Regions from separate parts of the Homo sapiens genome. Here region 1 is linked to region 2. Evidence: read pairs that join two places in POLR2A ChIA-PET (ENCODE). Cell type or tissue: HepG2. All regions are shown on one strand. Each heading gives the region's core, and the rest is flanking DNA. Links, peaks and the distances in the headings are about the cores only.

The links. ChIA-PET counts read pairs that join two places held together with the same protein. Peaks named below come from ENCODE experiments on the same cell type or tissue, not always from the same donor. Only the 100,000 strongest peaks of a DNase experiment are listed, where the experiment ranks them.
Region 1: POLR2A ChIA-PET joins it to region 2 with 5 read pairs; 1 of 35 experiments calls an interaction of 5 or more read pairs at or near these places.

Annotation. Positions count from the first base shown.
Region 1 is chr17:37,880,706-37,890,463 of GRCh38, reverse strand. It overlaps the pseudogene YWHAEP7. Among named protein-coding and RNA genes, the nearest start is that of TBC1D3K, 39 kb to the left of the region's middle. In HepG2, for the core only: no CTCF peak of the experiment used is centred there; a DNase peak (open chromatin) is centred at 5,123.
Region 2 is chr17:37,666,421-37,676,178 of GRCh38, reverse strand. No RefSeq gene overlaps it. Among named protein-coding and RNA genes, the nearest start is that of DDX52, 28 kb to the right of the region's middle. In HepG2, for the core only: no CTCF peak of the experiment used is centred there; DNase peaks (open chromatin) are centred at 4,168 and 5,738.

The DNA.
Region 1 (9,758 bases), core at 2,795-7,794, 210 kb before region 2:
GCAATCTCGGCTCACTGAAAGCTCCGCTTCCCGGGTTCACGCCATTCTCCTGCCTCAGCCTCCCGAGTAGCTGGGACTACAGGCGCCCGCCACTGCGCCCGGCTAATTTTTTGTATTTTTAGTAGAGACGGGGTTTCACCTTGTTAGCCAGGATGGTCTCGATCTCCTGACTTCATGATCCACCCGCCTCGGCCTCCCAAAGTGCTGGGATTACAGGCGTGAGCCACCGCGCCCGGCCAAAATTAAGACCTTTTTAAAATTTCTTTCTTTCTTTCTTTTTTTTTTGGTTATAACAGCAATGGGATGTTTGTGATTTTGTTCCTTTTATTCCTTCATCATGTAGTTTTTGAGTTATTGTGCCTAGATAATGTGCCTGATGTTAGGGGTAGCTACAGCCATGAAATGGAGCTTCTAATCTAGCAGAGGAGTTAACTTAATTACATAAATAGCTAATTGCAATTGTAATATATCCCAAGAAGGAAAGCATAGGTAAATCATCATATGGCACCTAACCTCATCTGGAGATTCAGAGACATTGTCTTTGATGAAGTGGCTTTAAGCAAGGACCTGCCGGATACATAGAAATTACCCAGCTGAAAAAGAGGGTACAGTGAATGACAATATTCCATTTAGAGTCAAACTAACCCGTTAAAAGCCTTTGAAGTGAGAATGAGCTCTGGCAAATTTATAGAATTGAAAGAAGAAAAAGCCAGTGTTGCCCATGAAGTGAAATGTTGGAAGGAGAGAAGGTGGTGGAGATAAGAAAAGGCTATATGATATAGGGAAACTATTGAAGTGTTTTTGTTTTGTTTTGTTTTGTTTTTTTGTTTTTGAGACGGAGTCTCGCTCTGTTGCCACGCTGGAGTGCAGTGGTGCGATCTCGACTCGCTGCAACTTCCACCCCCTGGGTTCAAGCGATTCTCCTGCCTCAGTCTCCCGAGTAGCTGGGACTATGGGTGCGCACCACCACACCCAGATGATTTTTGCATTTTTAGTAGAGATGTGGTTTCACCATGTTGGCCAGGATGGTCTTGATCTCTTGACCTCATGATCCGTCCCCCCTCAGCCTCCCAAAGTGCTGGGACTACAGGCTTGAGCCACTGCACCCGGCCTATTGAAGTGTTTTCAAGTGGGCAGTGGTATATTTGGATTGCATTTCTGAAGTTCGTTGTGTTGTGAAAAGTTCATTCTGCAGATTGGTGATAGTTGGTTGAGAGTGAATATTTGGAGACTACAGCCATTTTCCATTATCTGCGGTTTTTCTTCCCTTGGTTTTAGTTACCCATGGTCAACCCCTCTGAAAATAGGTGAGTACAGTGAGGTAGAATCATGTGTTGTGTAATGCAGGAGGGAGGTATGTTCTTAGAAATACCTCATTAGGTGATTTCGTCATTGCACAATCATCTTAGAATGTTCTTAAACAAAGCTATATTGTATAGCCTACTACATACCTAGGCTACATGGTATAGCCTATTGCTCCTAGGCTGCAAACTTGTACATTTCATTACTGAATCCTGTAAGCAACTTAACATAATGGTAAGTATTTGTATTTTTAAACATAGAAAAGGTACACCTAAAATAATGATATGAAAGATAAAAAAAAATTGCACTTGTATAGGGCTTTACCATGAATGAAGCTTGCAGGACTAGAAGTTGTTCTGGGTGAGTCAGTTAGTAAGTGGTGAGTGAATGTGAAAGCCTGGGACATTATTGTACATTACTGATAGCGTTTGGCTGTGTATCCCCACCCAAATCTCATCTCGAATTATAATCCCTATGTGTTGAAGGAGGGAGGTGACTGGATAATGGGGGCAGTTTCCCCCATCCTGTTCTTGTGATAGTGAGTGAATTCTCTGGAGATCTGATGGTTTTGAAAGTGGTGGTTTTTTTCCTATGTACACATTCTCTTTCTCTTGCTTGCTGCCATGTAAGACGTACTTGCTTCCCTTCTCACTGTGACTGACAGTTTCTTGAGGCCTTCTCAGCCATGTGGAACATGAGTCAATTAAACCTCTTTTCTTTATAAATTGCCCAGTCTCAGGTAGTTTTATAGCAGTGAGAGAATGGACTGCTACAACTACCATAGACTTTATAAACATTGTGCACTTAATGTACACTAAATTTATTTTAAAATTTGCTCTGTCATGTTACTATGGCTATTACATCATTATGTCACTAGGCAATAGGAATTTTTCAGTTCCATTTAATCTCATGGGGCCACCATCGTATATGTGGTTGTTTTTATGCAGACTGTATTTTGAGAGAGACCACATTCACATAACTTTTTTATAGTAGATTGTTATAATTTTTTTTAAATTTTTGAAATTGTTTTTGAGTTGGAGCCTCTCTCTGTCACCCAGGCTGGAGGGCAGTGGCACGATCTTGGCTCACTGCAACCTCCCGGGTTGAGTTGCTTTTTGTGCCTTAGCCTCCTGCTTAGCTGGGACTGCGGGTGTGCGCCACCACATTCGCTAATTTTTTTGTATTTTTAGTAGAGATGGGGTTTCACCATGTTGGCCAGGCTAGTCTCAAACTCCTGACCTCAGGTGATCTGCCCAACTCAGCCTCCTAAAGTCCTGGGATTATAGGCTTGAGCCACTACATCTGGCCTGTTGTATTTTATTATTATTGTTAATCTGTTACTGTGCCTAATTTATAAATTCAACTTTTTTATAGGTATGTATGTATAGCAAAAAACAGAATCAAGTGCTCAGTACCATTTGTCATTTCAGACGTCCACTGGGGTTCTTAGAATGTTTCTCCCATGGATAACTGGGGTCTACTGCATTTAAGAGGTGACTGAAGTGGTCCCGATGAAAGGCGATGCTGGCTTTAAGTAGGGTGATAGTGGAGATGGAGAGAGATAGGCAGCTCTCACTAGTATTTCAGAAGAGGAAGGGCACAATACAGTTATGGATTAAAAGTGAGGTTAGGGAGTAAGGTATGAAGTGGTCAAAGATTATATATACTTGGTGTCTCGCATGAGCAATGTGTCATTGAAAATATCATTACCAATATATGGAAAGAGCAGGAAGAGCAGGTTTTGTCATAAATTGTGGAGCGTTTCAAGTGTCTATGTAGGCTGGGTGGTGCGGTGGCTCACGCCTGTAATCCTAGCACTTTAGGAGGCTGAGGTGGGTAGATCACTTGAGGCCAGGAGTTTGAGACCAACCTGGGCAACATGACGTAACCCCATCTCTACTGAAAATAGAAAAAGTTAGATGGAAGTGGTGGCACACACCTGTAATCCCAGCTCCTTGGGAGGCTGAGGCAGGAGAATTGCTTGAACCCTGGTGTTGGAGGTTGCAGTGAGCTGAGATCAAGCCACTGCACTCCAGCCTGGGCAACAGACTCCATCTCAAAATAAAATAAAATAAAGTGTTTATGTAGCATATAGAGTTTATACCTGACCCTGAGGACAGACACAAATAGATAAAATTTGGGAGTCACTGTTATATTTTTATAATTTAGTTGGTAATGGAAATTTGGACAGTGAATAAGATTACCTAGTGTTTCACGTGAAATAAGATGACATCTTGGTCGGGCGCGGTGACTCATGCCTGTAATCCCAGCACTTTGGGAGCCCGAGGCGGGCGGATCACAAGGTCAGGAAATCGAGACCATCCTGGCTAACACAGTGAAACCCCGTCTCTACTAAAAACACAACAAATTAGCTGGGCATGGTGGTGGGTGCCTGTAGGCCCAGCTACTCAGAGGCTGAGGCAGGAGAATGTCCTGAACCCAGGAGGTGGAGCTTGCAGTGAGCCGAGATCACGCCACTGCACTCAAACCTGGGCGACAGAATAAGACTCTGTCTCAAAAAAAAAAAAAAAGAGAGATGACATCTTAGGCCAGAACCCTGAGGAACTTCACCATTTAAAGGTTTGATAGGGTGATCAGAAAGGTGCCACCAAAGAGGGAAAATCAGGAGAGTGAAATACTGAAAGGCAAGAAATACAGCAGTATTAGTCTGTTTTGTGTTGCTATAAAGGAATACCTGAAACTGGGTAGATTATTAATATAAAGAAAAGAGGTTTATTTGGTTCACAGTTCTGTAGGCAGTACAAGCATACTACCACCATCTTTGGGCTGAGGAAGCTTTTACTTATGGGGGAGTGGGCATAGGGACCAGGAGTGTCACATGGTGAGGGGAGGGAGCTAGATGGCAGGCTCTTTTTACCAATCAGATCTCACGTGAACTAACAACAGCAAGAAACTCACTCATTACCACAAGGAAAACACCAAGACATTCATGAGGGTTCTGCCCCCATTACCCAAACACCTTTTGCTGGGCTCCACCTTCAACATCGGGATTATATTTTTACATGAGATTTGGAGGCACAAATATCCAAACTTTATCAATAGCCTCTGTAATTTTTTTTTTTTTTTTTTGAGACACAGTTTCGCTCTTGTTGCCCAGGCTGGAGTGCAGTGGCGTGATCTCGACTCACTGCAACCTCTGCCTTCCGGTTTCAAGTGATTCTCCTGCCTCAGCCTCCCAAGTAGCTGGGACTACAGGCACGTGCCACCATGCCCAGCTAATTTTTTGTATTTTTAATAGAGATGGGGTTTCACCATGTTGGCCAGGGTGGTCTCGATCTCTTGACCTCGTGATCCGCCCACCTCGGCTTCCCAAAGTGCTGGGATTACAGGCGTGAGCCACCGCACCTGGCAAATAGGCTCTATTTTTTTTTTAAATTATTTTTGTAGAGATGAGGTCTCACTTTGTTGCTTAGGCTGGTCTCGAACTCCTCACCTCAAGTGGTCCTTCCATTTTGGCCTCCCAAAGTGCTGCGATTATATGTGTGAGGCACTGCACCCAGCCTCAGTAGGCTTTTATGGCTTATGCCTTCTGTACTTTTAAAACTATTTCAACTTAATTTTCTACTCTAATTTTTGTTGTAATTTATATATGTATGTAAGTGTATATATATTTATATGTAGGGTGTGTATATATGGTGTGTGTATATATAGTGTGTGTATATATAAAATGTGTGTGTGTATATATACATATATAATCAACACACACACACACATATATGTATACACACACATTTTTTTGTTTGTTTGTTTTTGTTTTTTCGAGGTAGGGTCCACTCTGTCACCCAGGCTGGAATGCAGTGGTGCAATCATGGCTCACTGCAGCCTTGACCTTCTGGGCTCAATTGATCAGCCCGCCTCAGCCTGCCGAGTAGCTGGGACTACAGGTGCACCACCACCACACCCAACTATTTTTTTTTTTTTTTTTTTTTTTGTAGAGGTGGAATTTTGCCATGTTGCCCGGGCTGCCCTGGAACCCCTGGGCTCAAGCGATCTGCCTACCTCAGCCTCCCAAAGTGCTGGGATTACAGGTGTGATCCACTGTGCCCGGCCTATATTACGATACTGTATGCTGGAAAACTTCTTTTGGAAACAAAGTGGGATATAAATAATACTCAAGTGCGACTTTCAGGAACATATTCTTCATAGTAAGACAATGCCATTGAAACTTACTGTGTTTCATAAGAAGTAGTAGTACTGGCTCTACATTTATTTCTGCTTTTAAATTCTGAGGATGGGAGGGAGAGGAATCCACAATAAATTTTGAGTACCACTGTGTTTGAATAATAATAGCTGATTAGCCTAATTCCTTTCAGAAGGGAAATCAGCATGCATGAGATCATTTCTTGCCACTTAAATTCAAATTCTAAATTCTTGAGTTTGGCTCTTTAAGAGAAACCAGACCCACTTGACTGCGGTCATCCTAGCTGACCATAAAACAGGAAGTAAACAGGTAACAGGCAGATGTTAAAAACCTTGCCCCATTCCTGTGTTGAGAGGACTTTTTTGTTTTTTTCTCCCGCTCCCCAGGTAAATAATCCCAGCATCTTTGTGTTTTTATTAATGTAAGATTTAAAAACTTGTGGCAGGATTTGTTTTGTTTTGTTTCTTTTAGATGGAGTTTCACTCTTGTTGTCCAGACTGGAGTGCAACGGCGCGATCTTGGCTCACCGCAACCTCTGCCTCCCGGGTTCAATCAATTCTCCTGCCTCAGCCTCCCCAGTAGCTGGGATTACAGGCATGCGCCGCCACGCCTGGCTAATTTTTTATTTTTAGTAGAGACGGGGTTTCTCCATGTTAGTCAGGCTGGTCTCGAACTCCCGACCTCAGGTAATCTGCCCGCCTCGGCCTCCCAAAGTCCTGGGATTACAGGCATGAGCCACCGTGCCTGGCCCGTGGCAGGAGTTTAAAAGTTAAAATGTACTTTAAAAAAATTACTTGTTCGCTGAAGAAGATCACATGTCGTCAAGAACAACTGTTTGTGAAGAATGTTCCTAAATATTCTTGGGGGGCAACTAGTACAAATGCTGCTCTCACATTTTCAGTAGTTTTGAAGTTGCAGGGAAGATATTACATTTTTGATAATCTGAAATATTTCTTCATTACGTGTTTCTTTTCTTGTTTATAGAGATGTGAACTTTGTCCCCATAAGGATGGAGCTTTAAAAAGAACAGATAATGGGGGTAAGTGCAGAGATTTCTTGAAAAAATTTTTATTGAAAACTGGGGCGGTGGAGTATTTTCAAATATCTGGTAGTTTATTTTATTTCATCAAATTAAACAGTGTTTTCTACTCATTTTTAACAGTAGTGGCTATAATTTATGAATCATTATTATGTATTGACCCACAATTTTTCTACTTTGTGGACAAACTTAAGCATTGGCTACTTTATGCAGAATGATTTATTAAATACATACTTCTAATTAAAATTCTTATTTTTTTGGCTGGGCGAGGTAGCTCACACCTGTAATCCCAGCACTTTGGGAGGCCGAGGGTGGTGGATCACCTGAGGTCAGGAGTTCGAGAGCAGCCTGGCCAACATAGTGAAACCTGGTTTCTACTAAAAATAGAAAAATTAGCTGGGCGTGGTGATGCATGCCTGTAGTCCCAGCTACTTGGGAGGCCGAGGCAGGAGAAAAACTTGAACTTGGGGGGCAGAGGTTCCAGTGAGCTGAGATTGCACCATTGACCATTAGCCTCCATGACAGAAGGAGACTGTCTCAAAAAAAAGAAAGTGTATTTTGTTAAATGGATATAGTTTCTTGTGTTAGGAATTTTTTTTGAAAAATGAGCCACATTTTGTTGTTGTTGTTGTTAGACCTAAAATCTGTTGTTTTAGATTCTTTTTTTCTGTTTTGTATATCTCTAGACAGATGATGTTTCTAGTGAATGTTAATTTCATTTAACTCTGAGGATCTTTGTGGCTGGAATATAAAGAAATGTTGACTTTTAGGCTGGGTGCCTGACACCTGTAATCCCAGCTCTTTGAGAGGCCAAGGTAGGAGGCTCACTGGAGCGTAGGAGCCTGAGACCAGCCTGGGCAACATAGGGAGACCTTGGTCTCTGCAAAAGTAAATATAAAAAATAAAAATAAAAAGACTTAGTTCCACATGGTGGCACGTGCCTGTAGTTCCAGCTACTTGGGAAGCTGAGCAGGAGGATGGCTTGAGCGTGGGAGGTGGAGGCTGCATTGAGCCATGGTCACACCACTGTACTTCAGTCCCTGAGATGGGTGAGAGTGAGACCCTGTCTCAAAAAAAAAAAAAAGAAAAGAAAAAAAGAAATGCTGACTTCTGTATCACATTTTGGTATGCTTTCCTATGGACCCTTGTGCATTACTCATTTTCTTCTCTACTTTTAGTTATCTTTGTTAGAGAACTCGTATTTTTGTACATGTAGCTCAGTACTGTTCTGAAATGTGTAGACGTGAGTTTATTAAGCCATGGCATACATGATGCGGCAGCTAAAAAAAGTAGATACTATACTCTTCTCCATTTTGGGTAGCCACCTCTAAAGTAGTTTTGGCATAGACTAGAGTAATGGTGTGAATAAATGGGAAAAATACAATCATTTTGGCTAGCTATATATATTATACAGTTTAATCTTCAGACTATGTTATACAGTCAGATTGTACAAAATTTAAAAATATATTGAAAACCCTTCCTGTTACTCCTCTTCCCCATCTGCCCAGTTTATCAATAGCTTTCCTGCTACCTTATAATTATTTACTTTCTTGCATATCTTTCTAGGTTTCTTTTGCATATTCAGATGTGAATGGACAAATACTTCTTTACTCCCTCCATCTTTATACAAATGGGTTAATATTATATACTCTTCTGCGTCTTAATTTATTTCACTGAACAATTTATCTTTTTTCTTTTTTTTGAGACTTTTCTTTTCTTTTTTCTTCAATTTTCTTTTTTTTTGAAGCTTCGCTCATTCACCCAGGCTGGAGTGCAGTGGTGCAGTCTCCGCTCACTGTAACCTCCACCTTCCCGGCTCAAGCCATTCTCCTGCTGCAGCCTCCCAAGTTGCTGGGATTACAGGTATGCGCCACCACGCCCAGCTAATTTTTATATTTTTAGTAGAGATGGGGTTTCACAATATTGGTCAGGCTGGTGTTGAACTCTTGACCCCAAATGATCCTACTGCCTCGGCCTTCCAATGTGCTGAGATTACAGGCGTGAGCCACCGCACCCGGCATGAACAATTTATCCTGTTATCAGTATAGAGCCTTTTTTTTCCTTTTTAACCATGTTATCTAATCAATCAGTTGTTGATGCACTTTCTGATCTACTTTGATGACTAACTCTTTTATATATGTCATTTTGCTGGTATACAAGTATATCTATAGGATTATTAATTTCCGTAGGTGGAAACATTGGGTCAAAGGAGTTTTGCAATTAATTTTGATGGATAGTCCCAAGTTATTCTCCCTGTAGTTTTACCAATATATGTTCCCAGTTTTACCAATATATGAATAAAAAAGCTGTTCCTTATACCTTTGCTTACCTAACAGGTGAAAGTTTGTATATCCAAGCAGTCGTTTTGCATTTCTCTTAATATTAGTGAAGTTGACATCTTTTAACAGTTTGAAGAGCAATTTGTTTTTTTCTCTTCTGTGGTCTGCTTTTTGACTTGGTTGTTGATCTTTTTTTTTTTTTTTTTTTTTTTGAGATGGTCTCTGTCTGTCATGTAGGCTGGAGTACAGTGGCTTGATCTTGGCTCACTGCAGCTTCTGCCTCCCCCGTTCAAAGGACTCTCCTGCCTCACTCACCTGAATAGCTGGGATTATAGGCACACGCCACCAGGCCCAGCTGACTTTTTAATTTTTAGTAGAGATGGGATCCACTCACCTCAGCCTCCCAAAGTGGTGGGACTACAGGCGTGAGCCACCATGCCCAGCCACAGTTGTTGATCTTTTTAGTTTGATTTATTGGAGCATCCATAAGGAGCCCCTTATATGTTATTATGCTGTTTTGATATGAGTTGGACTAATTTTTGCCCATCTGGTTAGTCTTTATTTATATTGTGCTTTTTAAAAAATTTGTTTACCATGCATGGGTTTTTGATTTTAATTTTGTACAATTTATTAGTCTTTCATGATGTCAGTATTTTGAGTTATTAGTTAGAAAGGCCTTCACTATTCCAAAGTTTTGTTTTTTTTTTTAAGTGACAGGTTTTCATTCTGTTGTTCAGGCTGGAGTGCAAGTAGCAGGATCCTAGCTCACTGCAGCTTTGTAGTCCCGGGCTCAAGTGATCTTCCTGCCTCAGCTTTGAGAGTGTTGGGATTACAGGAATGAGCCACTGCACCTGGTGTAAGCCTCCCATCTTATTAAATGTTTTGTATTTGTCTTTCCTATTCTGGTTTGTTCCACTCGTTCCATTCTACCCTCTCTATTAGCTTTTTAAAAAGTTAATGTTACTATGTGCTTCTT
Region 2 (9,758 bases), core at 2,052-7,051:
TAGCAGACCTCACAGACTTTTCAATGACTCTCCTGGAGGCCTTAATGTCATAGGAAGGTGACTCTAAACATGATTAGCTGTACAACCTCATTCATTCCAAATTCAGCTGAATTTTCCTTTAAGGGCAGTGAAGGCTTAGATGAAGATACTCCAAAGGCGAAGGGCGGAAGTGATAATCCTTTGTCAGGATTGTCAGTTGCCAAAGCCATGCCAAGTTTCTTAGGAACAATCCAATAGGGCCGGGCACGGTGGCTCATGCCTGTAATCCCAGCACTTTGGGAGGCTGAGGCGGGCGGATCATTTGAGGTCAGGAGTTCAAGACCGGCCTGGACAACACGGCGAAACCCTGTCTCTCCTAAAAATACAAAAAAAAAAAAAAAAAAAAATAGCTGGGCGCAGTGGTGTGCTCCTGTAATCCCAGCTACTCAGGAGGCTGAGACAGGAGAATCCACTTGAACTCAGGAGGCAGAGGTTGCAGTGAGCCGAGATTGCGCCACTGCATTCCAGCCTGGGCGACACAGTGAGACTCTATCTCAAAAAAAAAAAAAAGGAAAAATCCATTCAGGGCTTAGGGTCATTGGTCAGTCTGGGGAGGAGGAGGCAGGGCTGTGGGTTGTTCGGACACGTTGCCCACATTTCCACTGTCCCATCAGCTCTGCAATTCCTTAGCTGAGTTCTAGAGTCCAGAGTTTTTAGCACCTAGAGCCATCAAATCCGTGTGCGCCATGGGGAGGAAAGATAAGGGGCAGTGGCAGAGTCTCCAGAACCACAGGGGTCTGTCTGGAGAGTCACTGGAAGCCTCCAGCCCAGCACTGTTCAGTAAAATCAAGAGATGCCAGGCACGGTGGCTCATGCCTGTAATCCTAGCACAAATTAGCCAAGTGTGGTGGCATGCACCTGTAGTCGCAGCTACTTGGGAGGCTGAGGTGGAACGATCCCTTGAACCCAGGAGGCGGAGGTTGCAGTAAGCCAAGAGCCAAGATCATGCCACGGCACTCCACCCTAGGTGACAAAGTGAGACCCTGTCTCAAAAGAGTCATGCCCCAAAGCTTCCTCCTCCCCACCCTATTTGTAAACTCCATCTTACTCCCATCCTGGCCAGGTGAGCTTCACCTCCCTAAGGTCTCAGGTTCTGTATCTTTGAAATGGAGAGAATCATGGCACTTAACTTCACAGCCCTAATTTGAGGACTAAATGAAATAATGAATTTCCTTATTCTTAAGTGTGTTTGCACACTTAAGGTTTGGTGCATTTTCTCTGGGGCAGTCGAGCAGGAGGAGGGACTTGGAGGTGAATTTCATTTTACGTTTGTTTTTACTTTCCATATGAGGAATCATAGACAATCTATTGTTATCCCTGACTTAGTCCAGGACCTACTAACTGTGTTCTTAGGCTATTGGGCAGAACATCCAGGAGCAGTCAGCAGAAGAAAGCCCTGGGCTTGCCCCATTTGAACTTGCTTTGTTTGCTTCCATGGAGACCATTTGTTTAATTTTGTCTCTCACTTGCAAATTCTAAGGGGGCCCAGACCATGCCATTCTTGCTTACCACTATATCTCCAGGACTTCATACAGTGCCTGAAGCATAGTAGGTTCTGTATAAAGACTTGTTGAATAAATAAGAAAATGCATTAATGTGTGAGTGAAAAAAATGAGGGCATCACACTTCTTTAAAAACTTAAAAAACACTAATACGGTGAATCCATAATAAACCTATATGGACTTGGGATCATAGAACTTCTCCATTACCAGATAAAATGTAGTCTTTACTCCGTTTCCTCATACAGATAAAGCAATTGTGTCAGGGAACACTAAACGGGGCATTGTACTAAAGCTACCAAGGCAGTTGTGAGAACAATCCCTAGACCAGGACCCTTTAGATAGATAATTAGTTCAAGTATCTGCATTAGCTGTTAGTTGTTTTTGTTTTTGTTTTTGAGACAGAGTCTCATTCTGTCTCCCAGGCTGGAGTGCAGTGGTGCAATCTCGGCTCACTGCAACCTCTGCCTCCTGGGTTCAAGCGATTCTCCTGCCTCAGCCTCCCAAGTAGCTGGGATTACAGGCATGTGCCGCCATGCCTCATTTTTGTATTTTTAGGAGAGACAGGGTTTCACCATGTTGGCCAGGCTGGTCTCGAACTCCTGACCTCAGGTGATCCGCCCGCCTTGACCTCCCAAAGTGCTCGGATTACAAGCGTGAGCCACCGCACCTGGCCGTGTTAGTTGTTGTGAACTCCCCTCAGGATCCCATGCTCACTGCTGCTTCTGCCCTACTCATTCTCTGTGAAGGAGACTACAAAAAGATTGATGGCCATTGCCCCAGACATCTGGGGAATATGGTCACTGGCCACCTGATCTCCAAACCCTGCTGTAGGGACCAGGATAAGCCGAGAGGTGGAGGGATGGTCCTGTGGGGTCTGACTGAAGGAGTGTGTGACCAGGGCAGCATAGGCCAAATCCAGAACAGTGTTTCCAGGTCACGGGCATGGACCATGCAAGTGTGTTAGAAATCCACTTTGGGGTGGCACCCTGAATGTGGTACATCTGGGCCTGATGTCCCAAAAGGCAAGCTTCTCAAGCTAGGGTAATAGGGCTGTGAGCCAGAGGTTGCAAGAAGTCACAGGAAAGATGGCTTATCTTCCTGGAATGTCCATTTTATTCAGATATAAGAAATGTTAACTGCATTTTTCAATAAAAGCAAACAGATGGATTATGGTAGAAAATAGAAAATTTAAATGTACTTTTTTTTTTTTTTGAGACGGAGTCTTGCTGTGTTGCCCAGGTTAGAGTGCAATGGCGCAATGTCGGCTCACTGCAAGCTCCGCCTCCCGGGTTCACGCCATTCTCCTGCCTCAGCCTCCCGACTAGCTGGGACTACAGGCGCCCGCCACCACACCCAGCTAATTTTTTGTATTTTTAGTAGAGACGGGGTTTCACCGTGTTAGCCAGGATGGTCTCAATCTCCTGACCTCGTGATCCACCTGCCTTGGCCTCCCAAAGTGCTGGGATTACAGGCGTGAGCCACCATGCGCAGCCTAAACATACTTTTAAGACAAAACATGGGGCTTCGAAGAAAGTTTCTGTGTGCAGTGATCTAAAACCCCATGCCCCTTGTGAAGTGTGAATTCACTCTCTGCCACTAATGGTACTTCACATGAAAAGCTTCAAAAGCGCTGACTGCAAACAGCCACACAGAAAACACCACCCATGGACACTGCACCACACTGCCCACACATACACTGCTAGGCCCCCACTCCACACAGTAAAGGTCCCCTCCATGAGACAATGGCATTGGGATGCAACAGCCTCTCATATCATGTGGGCTGACTCTCAGTCCTCAAGAGATCAACTGGTTGTCCTTCTTCCCACAGGTTCTCAGAGATATCAGTCCCTGTCTGAAAGGAGGAGCTACACCCACGATGTTAATTTCTCTATTCCCACTGTCCAGCATGCTTGGCACAGATGAGGCATTCAATTAATGTGTGTTGGGATGAACTGAACTCCAGACAGATGCCTGGACCTCCTCGTTCCTTCCTCCTGAGGGTGGAGGCAGCTGTGGCCTCAAATCCACAGGCAGCCTAAACCAAATGGTATGGGGCAGAGCTAACAAGTACAGCTCCAGCTAGGGCCCAGTGGGGGCCAGTTTCACTTCTTTTCTTCCCAGAGCTAAAGGGCTGAAAAATCCATTCCAAGTGAAGATACTAGAAATTACTTTTATTCCCATTGTTGAGAGGAGGATACAAGTCACAAAGGAAAAGGCTCCACATGCTGTTAGTTGGCAAGTTATCACCTCCACTCTGGAATGTACCAAGACCAATGGTGAGTAGGTATCTGAGTCTCTGGCATCTGTGGTAAGTTCACTCTGGGCAAACTTTCCCAAGACCCTAGGCCTCTGGTTGTCAAAGCAGCTTCCTGGGGTCCCCAGATCCAGCTCTTCCTCTGACCTCTAGGGAAGTGAAGCTTCAGTGGGTCTCCCCGACTCCAGCATAAGCCCCTGAGAGTGGGAATGGTGTCCAATTAATCTTTGTATCCCTACTGCTTAGCAGGTTCGCTGCACATAAGATACCCTGAAGAAATATGTGCTGGTAATGATGACACCATTCACCTAGTCATTTAACAAATATTTATGTTCTGTGCAGTCTTTTGGGCCTAGGAATTCAATGATGAATCAGAAACAGTGTCTTCCCTTAAGGGGCCCATAGCTTAGTAGGGAAGGCTAACAACTGCCAACTGCAATATGGTGTAAACACAATGACAGAGGCCTGTACAGAATAAAGAGGCAGCACAAGGGCCCTCCAGCCAGTGCAGGTGCTGCCTGCTCTCTAGTTGGTGGACTCAGAAGCTTCAAGTGGGGACTTTTAAAGCCATTGAGGTGGGCTCAGTCTCCTGTAGCTGAAGTCATGGGAGGGTGGGGGAGAGGGAGGGTCATGTTCGAAGGTGGGCTTTCACAGTCACAGGAATGCCCAGCGTGGGCGGGCCAGAGGGTGACCTTCTCATCACCCTGTAGGAAAGTGAGGCCCAGCTAACACCTGTTGGAACAGGTAACTCCCATTTGCCCATTGTCCTGTGTTTGCAGAGGAGGAGCAGGGAACTCCTCAGGGAGTAAGAGGGACTGGGTCACAACCAGGTGAGCCTCCTTTTGGCACCACAAGCATTAGCACAGAGATAGGGCGGCCGCCCTGGGCAGGATTTATAACTCCAGATTTCAAGGTCTTATCATAAACAAGCTCTTTCTGAATTGCAACATGTCAGGGGCAGGGGGAGCAGGCAGACAGACAGACTAGAGAGCGGTGTTGGGGGTGGGGGGCATTAGAATGTGGCTGATAGGGAAATTGTGGGGGAGAGATGGAGCTATTCATGGCTAATATTGTATGGGACATGGAACTGGTTAATAATAATGCTTTGCTTCTTATCCCATTCCCATGGCCCAACCCTGAAAGGTAATAAAACATGATTTGGAACATAGTGAAATCCTGGGGCAAGGCAAGCCCAGAGAGGCGAGCATTGTTTTACGCAGGCTCCTGCTCTCTAGAACTTTCTTCCCCACTCCATGGATTCCTCATCAGTGCATTTTATTGAGTGTGAGTAGGGGGTGGGTGGGGAATGTCTCTGGTCATTACCTAAGGCTTCTGAGCTGTCGCTGGGAAATGGCAAATTGCCCACTCATGCTGCTTTGGTGGGGAGAAGGGGTGAAGCATGGGGCAGGAGTTGGGGAGGCACCTGGCAGAGGCGTGATTGGGGACCTCAGGGCAAAGTGGAGAGACCTGCTGTGGCCCCTTAAGGCACCAGTGCTGCCTCTGGATGCCTCTTTCTCTCTTCAAGTCTTCCCTTGACTTTCATTCTCACCGGATGCCACCTGAATAAAGACAATGACCAAGGGAAGCAGCCTGCTCTCCAACTGGCCCTGGAACACACTCCTGTAAACTACCTTGAAGGGAGGGGGACTAGGTGTCCCCTTCACTACAGGCCTGTCACTAGCCCTTCTGGACTTGGGCCTGGTTTTCCTTCTGTTCAGACCAGGTGGGATGGCAGGCTCAGCAGGGGCTGAAAGATGTCCCTCGGAGGACCCCCAGAGCATGCCTCCCTCCTCCTGCTTCTCCCGAGACATCAAACACACCAGGCCCGGGTAGGCAGGTGGAGTTAATAAACGCAGTGAGGCTTCAGGAAGGCATGGAGGCCTCTCCTTCAGACTCCCAACTCCAGCCTGAGCAAATCCCCTGTGACTTCAAAGCCAGCAGCTTGTTTGCCTGGCCACAGGGCAGCAACAATGCTTTCCCTTTTGACCTAAGAAAGCATCCTTGGGGCTGGGCGCGGTGGCTCACGCCTGTAATCCCAGCACTTTGGGAAGCTAAGGTGGGCGGATCCCCTGAGATCAGGAGTTTGAGACCAGCCTGGGCAACATGGTGAAACCCCGCCTCCACTAAAAATACAAAAATTAGCTGGGCATGGTGGCACACACCTGCAATCCCAGCCACCTGGGAGGCTGAGGCAGGACAATCACTTGAACCTGGGAGGCGGAGGTTGCAGTGAGCTGAGATCGCACCACTGCACTCCAGCCTGGGCGACAGAGTAAGACTCCATCTCAAAAAAAAATAATAAATAAATAAACAAACAAACAAATAAGCATCCTTGGCATCGTTGCTGGAGGACTGCTGGCCAAGGTGGGGAGTGGAGAGGTCACTGACCTAAACCCTGCTTAGGGGCTCTGAGGTAGGCATTCCTGCCAGCCTGCCCTGCTGATCCAAGACCAGGGGGATATGTTGGGCATGCCTGATAGAAACCGTATCCCCACACTCCTGGAAAGACTGACCCAGCCAGGACTCAGAGCAGACAGAACAGGCCCACCTCAACCCAGCAGGGCATGGCAGGCCACATCAATGCACCCAGGAATGGAGACCATACCATGCACTTGCTGGTCCCCTGACGGCACCCTTATTTCCAGGGATTCACACCATGAACGTGGCAGTACGTGTGCTTGTCTGTGCCAGGTGTATGTGTATGCATAGAAGTGTGCACATCCCGGCTGGGCGCAGTGGCTCATGCCTGTAATCCCAGCACTTTGGGAGGCTGAGGCGGGTGGATCACCTGAGGTCAGGAGTTCAAGACCAGCCTGACCAACATGGCAAAACCCTGTCTCTACTAAAAATAGAAAATTAGCTGGGTGTGGTGATGCATGCCTGTAATCCCAGCTACTTGGGAGGCTGAGGCAGGAGAATCGCTTGAATCTGGGAGGCAGAGGTTGCAGTGAGCCGAGATCATGCCATTGCACTCCAGCCTGGGTGACAAAGCGAAACTCTGTCTCAAAAAAATAAAATAAAATAAAATAAAATAAAATAAAATAAAATAAAATAAAATAAAATAAAATAAAATAAAATAAAATAAAATAAATGTGCACACCCCAGTGATCCCAGACATCACCACACGGTTCTTTAGGAACTATGCTCTTGACTTGCATCCTGAAAAAAAATAAAGCTATGCTTGATCTAAAAGCAAGGGCCTCCTATTGCTGCTATCACCAGTTTAAAAAATAAAATTAAAGCAAAAGCCAGAGAGCTATATATGAGAAGCAGTAACTTAATTCAACCTGTCAGCTCAAGAAATGAAGAAACCTATCTTAGGACAGGAGGCTTACATACCCTTCAGCTAACTTCTGCCAAGTTGATGATGAAACACTCATACTTTCGGGGATCCTCATATTGAAGTTTAAAAAAACCCCACATTATAGCATCCAGCACCCAGTGGATCTTCGACAAGATGCTTTGGTAATGATTATGATGATTTTTTCCCTGAAGAAAGGCCTCCATGTATTCTCTAGCCCATGAAAAAGAGGGTATGGAGAGTGTCTAAGCTCTTTCTGAATATTTGACCTCACCATTGTGACATTGTAGGTTAAGCGGAGGTGTCTGGACACTAAAGTCACCCTGAGCTGGGTTCACATTCTTGTTTCTGTCACTTATTCCCTATGTGACCCTGACTACACTAACACTCCGAGCCTACGTTTCCTCATCTGGAAAGGAGCTAAAGCCTGCTGGCAGTTCCTATCCTAAGAAAGTAATCATGTTCTTGGTTATTATAATTAGAAATCATTTGGCAAAGAACAGCTTATGGACGAAAACCCAGGACTGGGGCTGCACACCCCACACAGATATCCATTGCAGCTCCCTCCACAATTTAGTGAGACAGTGTAAGATAGTGGTTAAGAGCACTGGAGCTGGACTGCATGAACTCCAATCCCACTCTGCCACTTTTAGCCATGTGACCTTGGACAAACACTTAATCTCTGTGCCTCAGTTTCCTCAACTGTAAAACAAAGATAATAACATTATGTACCACACAGGACTGTTGTCCTTTGGATGAAATGAATTAACGTCATGAAATGAGTTCACATCTATAAAGTGCTTAGAACAGTGGGTGGCACATCACAAGTGCCACATGCTTGCAGTTTTTATTATTGCACTGTCAATGCTAGACACGTACAACACTGTCCTTGTGAATATTACACAGGCAAAGTTACAAGTATTTATTGAAGATGAGGAGCATGTGTTGGGGTGGAGGATGTCTATTGATTTGTAAGTATGAGTTTTTGAGCAGGATAGGCAGAAGGGAGATATGGGTAGCTAGGATTTCGGTCTCAAAAACATATCTCGAAGTTGATTTGTGCTAGTCAGATGGAAGGGTGGATGCCAATCCCACTAAACCAGGAGGTGTGAGACTGAGCTGAGGAGAGCACTCCTGCCGCCCCTTCCCTTCCTGTGGATCTTCCAACATCAAGTAAGTTTTTTAAAAATTCATGAAGTGGTTTCATGTAAGAAATTGAGGCTGGAAGTGGTGGCTCACGCCTGCAATCCCAGCACTTTGGGAGGCCGAGGCAGGTGGATCACTTGAGGCCAGGAGTTCAAGACTAGTTTGGCCAACATGGCAAAACACCGTCTCTACTAAAAATACAAAAATTAACTGGGTGTGGTGGTGCACGCCTGTAATCCCAGCCACCTGGGAGGCTGAGGCATGAGAATCGCTTGAACCCGGGAGGCAGAGGTGCAGTGAGCCAAGATTGCGCCACTGCACTCCGGCCTGGGTGACAGAGCAAGGTTCCATCTCAAAAAAAAAAGAAATTGAATTTTAATTCTATAGTAAAAATCCCAATGTACCAGTGTTCTGAAATTTGAGGATGGTATTTTATTCTGTCCTGGGACAGCAGTCCTAATGACTTTCCCTACCCCTGACCAAGCAGGTGTTTCCTGGTAACCTGCTGCAGCCTCCAAGCTGCAGGTGCTGCCCCATTTGTCTCCAAAACAGAGTAGATTTCTGTCCTGGTTCCTTCCCCACAGACTTTGCTCTGTCTTGGAGAGCTCCAGAGTGCTGCAGGAAAGGGCATAGGGGATGAAAGATTAAAAACAAACAAATATACCTCCATGGCTTCTGGTCTGAATGATTAGGCAATGCAGGACAATTTGTCTTTGCATTCTGCAAGTGCAGGCCTCGCTCTATATACAGAAGGCATGCTTGATCACATTTATAGATGGCCAATTATGAAGTAACCACACAAATTATTAAATTTAGTGAGGATATATATAAATTCCTGTCTTCAGAAGCATTTTTCTTCTCTTTTTTAACATACAAATAGTATATTTTCAGAAATGCAGTTCAAATAAAAAATATATGGAGGGCTTAATTAACCCTAAACTCACCACAAATAAGCAGTGTGTCATAGCTACTAAAGACACAAATCTAGACAGCATCAATAGAAGTAACTGTGTCCAGATGATATGAGGCCCACTTTGTTTGCAATCCAAATACATCTTAAAAACCTAGCCATCATTTTCTTTACTTTTGTTTTCTTTCTTTTTTTTTTTTTTCTTGAGACAGAGACTCACTCTGTCACCCAGGCTGGAGGCAGCAGTGCGATCTTAGCTCACTGCAACCTTCCCCTCCCCTGCTCAAGCAATCCTCCCACCTCAGCCTCCCAAGTAGCTGGGACTAAGGTGCATGCCACCATACCCGGCTACTTTTTGTACTTTTTTTTATAGAGATGGGGTTTCACCATGTTGCCCAGGCTGGTCTCGAACTCTTGGCCTCAAGCAGTCCTCCCATGTTGGCCTCCCAAAGTGCTGAGAGTGCAGGCATGAGCCACCAAACCCAGCCCCATCTAATTTTTGTATTTTTTGTAGAGACAGGTTTTTGCCACGTTGCCCAGGCTGGTCTTGAACTCCTGAGCTCAAGGGATCCACCTATCCCGACCTCCCAAAGTGCTGGGATTATA